2 separate regions of the Mus musculus genome follow, and region 2 is linked to region 1. Evidence: chromatin loops called from intact Hi-C (ENCODE). Cell type or tissue: left cerebral cortex. All regions are shown on one strand. Links, peaks and the distances in the headings refer to the core of each region. The heading gives the core; the rest is flanking DNA.

What was found. Peaks named below come from ENCODE experiments on the same cell type or tissue, not always from the same donor. Only the 100,000 strongest peaks of a DNase experiment are listed, where the experiment ranks them.
Region 2: it touches region 1 in a loop (2.5-fold over the local background); 3 of 42 quality-filtered maps call a loop at or near these places.

The regions. Positions count from the first base shown.
Region 1 is chr17:70,437,035-70,442,418 of GRCm38, forward strand. The region is part of intron 1 of Dlgap1 (DLG associated protein 1); the gene reads left to right. Among named protein-coding and RNA genes, the nearest start is that of Dlgap1, 15 kb to the left of the region's middle. In left cerebral cortex, for the core only: a CTCF peak has its summit at 2,598 (motif pointing right); DNase peaks (open chromatin) are centred at 458 and 1,615; H3K27ac peaks cover 830 bases.
Region 2 is chr17:70,488,464-70,493,847 of GRCm38, forward strand. All of the region lies in intron 1 of Dlgap1 (DLG associated protein 1), which reads left to right. Among named protein-coding and RNA genes, the nearest start is that of Dlgap1, 66 kb to the left of the region's middle. In left cerebral cortex, for the core only: CTCF peaks have their summits at 2,440 and 4,707 (motif pointing left); DNase peaks (open chromatin) are centred at 648, 1,287, 3,300 and 3,722; H3K27ac peaks cover 2,863 bases.

The DNA.
Region 1 (5,384 bases), core at 282-5,281:
ACATTTGAAATGTAAATAAAGAAAATATCTAATAAAAATTTCAAAAATATGTATATAAATAAGTATAAGTAAATAAATGACGTATCTAGTAAAGCACTTAAACAATGCCTAGCTTGGAGTAGGGTCAATAGAATGTATTTGATATTGTCCTATACATTCCTTTTTTTATGATTATGGTTATAATTGGGCTTTATGCTTTTAGAATAAAGTGAAAGATTAGCACTCATTTAAGTCTGTATTTTTCCAATTTTTTTTGTTGTTGTTGTTTTTTTTTCAGCAGAGAAACCTATTTCCAAAACTGTTCCTATAAAAACACAGTGTGGGCTTGAAGGAGTAGGCAGATGCTAAGCTAAAGCTCGGCTGGTAGGGGTCCGGGTTTCTACTTAACAGCAATCTTCTGTAGAGAACACTCTGGCAGCCAGACTGGAAGCCAAGCTGTTGTTTTTCACAGACAAGGAACAGTAACGTCCTAGGTGCTCTTGTTGTCAGAGCTAACACTCTCAGACAGCTGTGAGATAACTGATACAGTTATTGTAACAACAACAACACAGTAGCCAATAACTAGTCAGTATGAGAGCACAAACGAGGCCGGCCTGGCCCAGGTGAGCCATCCTGGGTCTGGAGGGAATCGTCTAAGTGTTAATTCACAGTGTCTGTTGATGGGAACTGGGTCCTGTGGTGAGGGAGCTGGGAGCACAATGGTTAGAACAGTAGGTAAACGCCATTGGGAACGAACCTTGTCCTAACAGGCGATGAATTCAACAAGGTACAATCTTATGGATATGTAGCACTGGCCTGCAGACCTCCCGCACTAACCTTTCTGTGGCTTCTGCTGGCTCTGCCTTCAAAAAAGAAATAAGTAAATAAAGATTTCAGAGTGAGCTAGTGCGTTTTTTCTTGTTCATCAAAGTCCTGAAAATTCCTCTCTCGAAATAGAGGAATCTTTGGGGAAAGGTCCTTGGCTGCTTTGTTCTTGACAGGATAGTGGGTTGTGAGGAAGTCCATGATATTGATATGAATTATGGTCTTGGTTGATCTTTGACCAGTTTATGTTATTTTATAGATTTAGTCAAGTATTTGTCTTCACTAGCAAACCTAAGCCCTTGGTCCCCTGTTATGTAAATAAGTTTTGTGTGAGATCTGGTAGTAGAGAATACTCATGTTCTCTTCTGGTTACTAAACATGATATTAAAGTGTACTGTATTAATGTATCTAATTGAACATCATTTGAAAGGAAAAGTCTGTATTCAAAAGAGCCATGGTCTTGTCTTGAAGACTAATATCAAAAGCTGAGTCTGTGACACATTAAAGAGGCTGACACTAGAGGACTGGAAGGTTGGGGCTGCAAAGAAAGGCTCTGTTTCAAAGGAAACAAAAAAAATTGAAATGAAAATAACAATATAATGACCACACAAAAGTAAATCCAAGAGATTTCTTATTCATATATGAAGATCACAATTAATGACAACATACTGTGCGCTCGAAATCTGGGAAGAAAATAGGTGTTAAATGTGAGATGCGCCTACACTAGCTAGCTTCATTTAGCCAACCCATAATACCTAACATATTCCAAAATAGAGAATACGCCATAAATATGTGCACTTTTTGCTTGCCAATTAAAAATAAGCAATTTTTAAAGAAGTGAGAAAGTAGATAAAATTAAGCACTTGACATATAATCTGGACCAAGAGCAAGCACTAAGAGGGAAAACTTGCTGCACTTGTGTTTCTCAGAGAAGAGTAAGAAAGGTACACTTGGCAGCACACACATGCCATTCAAAGCACATGGTTCTTCCAGAAGTGAAAGGGGGACCCTTCGCCTGCACACAGGAGACCCCACACTGCACATAAGCATCCACAGAGAGCACTGTGATGCCCATAAGCACTCCCACACCTTGTTCCCTGGGCTAGCTCCCAACCTGCTATTGTACATTTGTCAGAGCCCTTCCCCACTGCCTGGTTTCCCCTTTCACAGGTAGGCTGTTGACCTCAGGTCCTGACACCTCCAGCAACCTGAACTTGTCTGAGTCTGTGCATGTCACCTCTCGATAGCCGGTGTCCTCTGTACCCAGCTCCCTCTCTCCCTGCTCCACACTCTGACTCGGTGCAGCCGTGCCATGCCAGCAGCCATGCCATTCTCACATGTTTGCATACTTTCCAGACAAGCCTCCTTCTAAACGTTCACTGATGCGGCTTCTCCAGAGTCTAGCCTTCTCTCTACTTCCTTGTCCCTTACGCTCTGTGCCATGTACTTCAGTGAACAAGCAGGAGACAAACTGTATTTGCAGCATGACGCCATAAGGGAGCCAGGAGAGTGACAGCTTCACGCATTTCAGTACAAAAACAAGTTTTAGAAGAAGAAACCACAAAGCAATCACCATGTCAATTGTGAAACAGAGGTACTACTTTAATGTAGCTTAAAGTACATACAGTGTTAGCAGAAAGTTATCAACATACTCAAAGACCGTGTTCAGTTTTAAAATTTTTTGAAAGCAAAAAAGTAGAGCTACCAAAGGACACAAAGTGAGTGATGACAAAATTCATCTTGTGTTGGAATTATTTTTTAAGATTTTTTTATTATTTTATTTATGTGAGTATATTGTAGCTCTCTTCATACACACCAGAAGAGGGCATCGGATTCCATTACAGATGGTTGTGAGCCACCATATGGTGGCTGGGAATTAAACTCAAGACTTATGGAAGAGCAGCCAGTGTACTTAACCGCTGAGCTATCTCACCAACCCCTGCCCCCCATTTTGGAACTTTAAAGCCTGGGGGGGAATTTTCTTGGATGTTATATCTGTATCTTGCCCTGGCCTTTTTCTATATTTGCTTCCCCCTGTTTCTTGTCCACCACATGGTAAAAAGCCTCTACCATATGTTCCTGCCAATGTGATGTGCTTTGCCCAAGGACATAGTTCTTAGCAACCATTGACTGGGCTTTCTGAAACCATGAGCCATAACAACCCTTTTTCTTCTTTTGAAGGTGTCCTGTCAGGTTCTCTGTCACAGCATAAGAGCTAACTAAGAGAGACATCAAGAGAATGCCTTCTGCAGCTTGAGTTATGGAGAAAGCACCACCTTGTGTGGTATGAAGGTCAGGGAGGCCTTCCCTCAAACCTTATCCTGACCAGTAGTAGCTTCTTTACTGTTGCTGTCATAAAACACCATGACCAAAGGCAACTGGTGGAAGCAAGAGTTCATTCTGACTTAGGTCCAGAGGGAGAAGAAGTCATCATGGCGGGGAGGCATGGCAACAAGCCACGGGGTTGGTGGTGGGAGCCTGCAGCTGAGAAGTCACTCTCAAGTGTATAAGTGAAACAGGGAGTGTGAACAGGAAGTGTAAGAAGACTGTGCACACCCAAAGCCCAGGCTCAGAGACATACTTCCACCGGTAAAGCTCCACCTCCCAGAGACTACAGCCTCTACACCTTCTCCAAATAGCATCACCTACTGGGGACCAAGTACTAACCAGTGTAAAACATTATTAAACTGTTACATGCTCTGAAGGTACTCACCAGCCCCTCAGGAAAGCTAAGTCCTTGTCACAGCTAAGCGCTTTGCCGTATAGTGGCACTGGAGACTTGTTCCTTAAAAACAAATTAGAACTCTCTAGTAGAGGCTGTGCATATAGACACTTACTAAGCAGCTTCTCTGACAGGTCTTTACATTGTAGCATACATCCCAAGCACTGTTGTAAGTGTGGTGTGCGCCAGAGCCAAAGTCAGTATGGTTTCATTTAATTGCCAAATAACTAAGGAGACAGAATACAGAATAAGTCAACAAGAGAACTAGAGAGAAAGAAGGCATATATATAAACTGATGCATACAGTACAGCTATATACCAGCTTATTTGCAAACTGGTCACTGATCTATTTTTACTATGCACATGGAGGTGTCGCATACACAGCATGCCAAATATGTCATAGCATGTGTGCGCTCACACAAAAATTAACAAGGTGGGGTATAGTGTTTTTAAAGAGACCTTTATAAATACAAATATATATCCCTGGAAGCAGAAAACCTGTACATTGCAGGACTTTCTTATTAGTTGGACATTGTAAAATGATCCAAGCTGTTTTGTTACAGGAAGCCCATCAGAGATAACCACTCAGGCTCAGTTTATACCAAATTGAAAATCTTTATTCCACTGGCTGGGATTATATTCAGGAATTGAGATGTAAGTGTGTAGTGCCATGCATTAAGACCAGTGACATTTTAAAGGTAAAACTTCAGGCTGGTATCTCCTGGGCAGTTGAGGGTGAGGTCTGCACAAGCAAGCAGTAGAACAGAATCAAGGAGAAGTTAGCCAGAGCACCGTGGCCTCAGGTCCTAGAATAGAGCAGGGTAGTTTTCCATGGGAGTCTCCATCAAGGGCAAATTCTAGTTAAACCTGAAATGGCCCCAGCAAGAACACAAGATAGAGGAGCCTCTGCACTGTCCTGCCCAGTCTGAGTTTGTGGTCTTCTGAGAAGCTGGGGGAAGGAGCTTTGCCTAGTCACCTCACAGAGGTCAATCATGTAGAACTCTGTGACTCTTTAAAAGCCTAGGTCTAATTTTATTTTTGCAGCCCCTCAAAACCCATGACTTCCAATCTCAGAGACTCTGGATTTTTATGATGTCTGTTGATAGAGAATTTCACAGACCAATTAATGATGAAAACCTCCCATAAGGATTTGCCAGATTCAATTTTTATTGCTCTTTCAAAGAGAAAGGTTTCTTAAACTTGCAACCCCGAGGTGCTTCCAAACAATCAGCCAGGGATTTTCTGTGAGTGTTCCAATAACACCTTACCTCATCCTCAATGGGACTCGCTGTGCTGAAGACTGGGGCTTAAAGACAAGCTTGTGAGAACCTTCTCAAAATGCAATCTGTACGTACTTACGGCGGATCAGATAGCAACTGCTATAAAAACCATTCAGAGGAAAGAAAAGAAGTCAATAAGCAAAATATTAAATTCATATATTTATATAATGTTCATTTTCCAGTAGGTGGGATGTGACGTATTGCTTACTGTCAGGAGGAGTTCAAAAGACCTGTTATGTGGTAATTTAATGCAAAGCATTTCTTGGGAGACTAAGGTGGAATTTCTATGAGGTCAGGCTGGGCTACACACAGAGTGAGATTCTCTCTTTAGAAAAGATGAGGTCTTGAGTTTCAGTTCAAAATTGAAGGAAAAAAATTTCACTTGCATGTTTTAGTATTAGTAGTCACAAGATATGGTGAATGTGGTCTGATTATCAGATAATAAGTCTTAGACCTGAGTAAGTGATCAGTAACTGGAAATTGGAAGGAAAATAAACTCCTTTTTCACCATAGTAACAGGAGACGATGTTGTGGTCCTTTGTTTGCTTTGTTTTCCAGATTTTCTACATGTAGACCTCT
Region 2 (5,384 bases), core at 278-5,277, 51 kb after region 1:
ATGGCATAAAAACCTGAAGTCCCTGCACTTAGAAGATGGAGGTCAGTCAAGAGTTGAAGATCTTCCTACACAGCAAGTGGAAGGCCAGCCTGGGCTGTATGAGATCTTATCTCGAAATAATAAAAATATAAAACAAAATTAAAAAAAAAAGATGCTAGAAAATTCACAAACCAGTTTCCTAGAAGAATGAGACTCACAGCCACTTTCTTAATGCAATGGATGGGGCAGTGATTAAAAAAAAAAAAAAGCATGGAATGGGGGACAGGTCTCTGGACAGGGAGATTTCATCACAGTGCTCTTGGGAGGTAGACAGTGGTTACCAGGAAGCACTTTGGCAAATGGTCATGTTGGACAGCCTGGGAGTGGATAGCCATGCTCCATACACACCAGCAACATAAGGGTGCCTCCCCCTTGGTGCCATTTGGCTAACGACCACAAGAGCTTTGAGCAGAGCCAAGAAGACTGAGGCCAGGCTTCCTGTATTGTGTGGCTTTCTATCGTTCCCCTGCGGAAGCTGTCCTTATCTGAGGCCAGCAGACCCTTTGCTGTGGAAAACATTATCTCCTGAACACTGGCACAGATTGGGGTTGCACACACTGTCCTGCCCACTCTGACAGATGGCGGGGAGCCCAAACCCTCCATATGCTGCTCTGTTCTCTGGGAAGGCATGGGTTTGCAGGCTGATTTGGCACGTGCTGCTGTGACCGTGGGTGTCTCTGAAGCAGCCAGCATCACTGCCCTTGGGCTAGTTGGCACTAATCAGACAGGGTTGTAACTGAGCGAGCATATTCTGAGGTGGCCAGCCTAGGGAGCAAATCAAGTCCTTGGGTGTTGGAAGATAAGGCTATGTATAGTTGTCTTTGGAGATTTTCATTTGTTGACCTGATCAAGGGAGAGCACAATGAGCTATAGAGTATGCTTCTAAAGTGTTCCATTTTGCAAGTGGGTAATTTTCCATTTTCATTGACTTTTGGTATCCTCTGAGGTCTAAGATTTTCCTAGTGTGTATTCTTTCTAAAGGTAGTAAGTAGTTAACAGAGAGCTGCCAACAAAGAACACCTAGGAAGGCTCACCCTACCTCAGAGGATACCAAAAATCAATGAAAATGGAAAATTGCCCACTGTCTTGGACAACAGGCAAAATGGAACACTTTAGAAGCATACTCTGATGTAGCAGGGGAAGATGCTCCCCTGGTCTTATCTGTTAATCCTCTTTATAATCCTTGTTTTCCAGAAGCAAACATTTGCGTTTAGAATGCCACAGTGTCCAGGAGCTCCGGCACAGATCAACAACAGCACAGTGTGTGTCACCTACAGCGAGTTCCAATCTTGTTCTTTTCTGATCTCAATCACATTGCAAATGGAAATTCAGCCACACACCCCTTAAACACCAGTGTGGGAACTCCCATTTTATAAGACACCCACAACTTTAAGTCTCAGTAAAATCCAATTTGGAGAGTTTTGTTTCAAACGTCTTCTTGTACATAGTCTTCATTTCTGATCTTATAACGTTCAGCTTATAAGAAAACTATTACAATTCATTTTCTTAAAAAGCCACACTCTTGATAGCAAGAAAACTCATAACTAGGAGAAAATTAGTAAATCCTTGAACAGAGTGTTTCAAAGAGGGCATACAAATGGCCAGTGGTTATATAGGGGTAAACTGCTTTCAACATCCTTAACAATCATGGAAATAATGGAAATAGAATCCAAAACCACAATGAGGGGTCATGTCACACCCGTGAGAGTGGCTATTGTTTTTATTTTTATTAAAAGGTAAATGTGATGTTGTGTAGAAAGGGGCACCTTTGTACTTCATTGATAAGAATGTAAATTAATGTACCCATTGCAGGGAAAGGATCATCAAGTTTCCTCAAAAGAACTAACAATAGAACCCATTTACTCTCATTTCTGCATATATACCCAAATCAAATGAAATCAAGTGTGTTGAAGACCGACTACATTGCCAAATCCTTTGCAGCACACCAGAGCAGATGGAGAATCAAACCAATAGTCGATCAATGGATGAATGTGAAAGGAAACGTGGAAACACACATGCATGCACACACGTGTGTACACATGCATGCAAACATGCACAAATGCACACACACGCATACACACACACACACAGGGGCGTGCAATACATACCACCCACACATACACCATGTGCACATATGCATTCATGAATGCACAAGCATACATGTATGCTGGTGCCATTCAATCTTTTAAAAGAAGAAAATCATGGAATTTGCATGAATCAAACTGGACACTATGCTAAGTGTAAAGAGACCTTACATGAAACGTGTGGTATATAAGAGCATTGCACTCACAGAGAACCTTGAGATAAATAATGTTTGTCGGGGCCTAAGAAAGGAGGAATGGGAAGAAGTTAGTGGAAGGAGAGAGTGTTGCTGCAGATTGAATAAATATAGAAAGCCATCGTATGGCATAAAAACCGTTAACAATGTATTCATGAAAATTACTTAGCGCATACATGTCGCATACTATTACTAAAATAAATGATAAATAAATACGATTGCCTATGAGGGATAGAGAAAAGTCATGTTACCAAGTGGAAGGGCTTTTCTAAAAATTAACTTATTTTTATTCTATGTTTTGAGTGTTTTGGCAACATATATGTAGGTGCTCCCCAGGTATGCAGTACCATGGGAGGCAGAAGGAGGTGTCATGTCCTCTAGGCCTGCAATAACCTACAGTTGTGATCTACCATGTGGTTGCTGGGAACAGAACCCAGGTCCCCTACAAGAGCAGCAAATGCTCTTAACCATTGAGGCATCTCTCCAAACCCACTGGGAAGGGCTTTTAACTAAGGCAGAGTTAACTTAAGGGAGGGAGGCTCGTTTTGTATATACTTCTAGTTCTAGTCCATGCTGGTGGGGAGGGTGTTGTTGAGTAGAGCGTTTCGCCGCATGACATGACAAGGCCGGGGGTGGGGGGGTGTCTGGATCATGCTAGCACTTTCTCTTCTCTTTGAGACCCATTGGGCCCTAGCCTATGAGATGACTACACTAGAGTCAAGTGTCTTCCCCTCCCTTTAGTCCGATCTCTGGGAGCCTTGCGCAGATATTTCCAGAGCTGTACCTTACCAATCTTCAGGCTCTTCTCAGTCCAATCAAATTGGAAATTGAGACAAATCATCCCATTACAAGAGTAAACTGTGATCACTTCTGGTTCAAACCAGCTACGAGTTTCCCACTTGCCATTTATTTGAGTGCCACGCCTTTGGTTTCTTCTTAGAGGAAAAAAAAATTCATCCTTATTATAACGCTTTTAGGCAAGCAAGCCATATGGTTGGTGGAGGATTATGGAGAGAAAGTGGTTTCGGTCTCAGTGTGTTCATAAATAGAAGGCTGACTAGAGAGGTAAATTTAGTTTAAGGAGCAACACTAATGAGGGTTTGAACCATAAGATATTTTTCTTCTTTCAGTTAAGGTTTGACCTATTTTAGAGTTTTGGTCTAAGTCCAAAAGTGTGTATATTTCTTCCTTTCCAGCCATAGAAAGAGCAATTGTTTTCTCTATTTTTAAATCAGGATAGGGAGAACAAAAGGTAAATTTATGCCTCCTAAGGAAAACCCAGACACTTTTAAAGACCGTTCTGAGTCCTAAATAGAAGCCGTATTTAATAGAAATATTAATCACTTACCTGCAAGCTCCATAACAACTTCCTGCCGAGAATTCCAGGCTGCTTCCTGTTCATGAGTCCTCCCAGAACCCCACAAGGCACTGAAGACTATGGAGCCATAGCTACAGCAAACCCTGAGGGTGCTGAGTTTTGTGGTGTGGATCCCTTTTTATCTGCAGAAACCTCTCTACAAACAAAAAGTTACTTGGATGTGAGCTTGGCAAAGCCTGACTGTAATCCCAATAATAGGGAAGTTGAAACAGAAGGATGGGTGAGTTCAAGGGCAGTCTGGCTATATAGAGAGACCATAGCTTAAAAAAAAACACAACAATAACAACAACAAAAACACTTAAAGGGTGAGGGTATATTTCAGTGATAGAGCACTTGTCCAGCATATACAAGACCTTGGGTTGGATCCTTAGCATTGCAAATTATTCATATATGTGAGAGAGAAGAAGAGGAGGAGGGAGAACTTGTTTGCATAATTAAGCAAGTTCTGTGTTAAGAGAGCTCTCATTTGGCATCTCCAGCCCTTTGAACTTAGCAAAGAGTCTTTACAAACCTGAAGTCTAGCCTTGTCTCAGTATAGTTTAAAAGCCCATAAACACACAGGAAGGAGCAGGAAAGAAACTCAGCTTGTCCACGCTCACCTGCCCAGCCTTGGAATTGACACCTCAATGAGCTGAGATGCTCACAGGCATCTGGAGTGAATTAAAGTTGCCCCACCTAAAATGATAAGACATATTAGGTAACAGCGGTAGAGTTGTTGGGAATACAAGAAAGTATATTTTGGTTTATTAAAGCTCAGATAGTCATGCAAACTGGATAGCTACATAACAATCCTTTCAAAGTATAAACAGGCCTAAGAAGAATAAATGTCCAACGGTTAATTGTACATTTAAAACTCATATAACCAGGCTGGAGAGGTGGCTCAGTGGTTAAGAGCACTGGCTGCTCTTCCAGAGGTCCTGAGTTCAATTCCCAACAACCACATGGTGGCTCACAACCATCTGTAATGAGATCTGATGCCCTCTTCTGGTGTGTCTGAAGACAGCTACAGTGTACTCATATAAATAAAATAAGAAAAATAAAACATCATATATCCATGGTCTTAAAACTAGCATGTCATCCTGAAAGACCTAATGGTGTCCAGTTCAGTAGGTCTGGGTCGGAAAACGCACATTCAAACAGCGTCCTGAGTGATGATGATAGTGTGGGCTTGTGAAGACGTAGTAGATGTTAAGTGAACTTTCACCCCCAGCTCATGCTGAACCTGCTGGCATCATCAGTTCACCTCTTTGGCAAGCAGACTGCAGTTGAAGAGAGGGAAGTTCAGTGGTTCGGTAAAAAGAACAGGGCCTCATTTATTTTAGTTCCTACGAAGTGGTTCACAGAAGAGCTATCAAACGACTCATTAAGAGATAAACTTGGACTCCGTTTCTATGAAATTGGAAATGTATGGCATTTGCTTTCTGGGTTACTCAGATAAACAAGCATACCATGTGTTGCCTCACAGTGAGCCAGTCTACCTACCAAGCTGGGGGAAAGGTGGTGCAGAACTTGTGGGACTGGCCAAATGATGACTGGTCCAACTTGAGGCCCATGCCATGACAGGGAGCCCACACCTGGCACTACCTGGAAGGTTAGGGGGAAAAAATGAGCTAATGCCGCTTCGAAGTTCTGAATAGTCTGCCCATCTGCTGGCATGTGTTGTGGAATATGCATCTCTGTAGAGAGGTA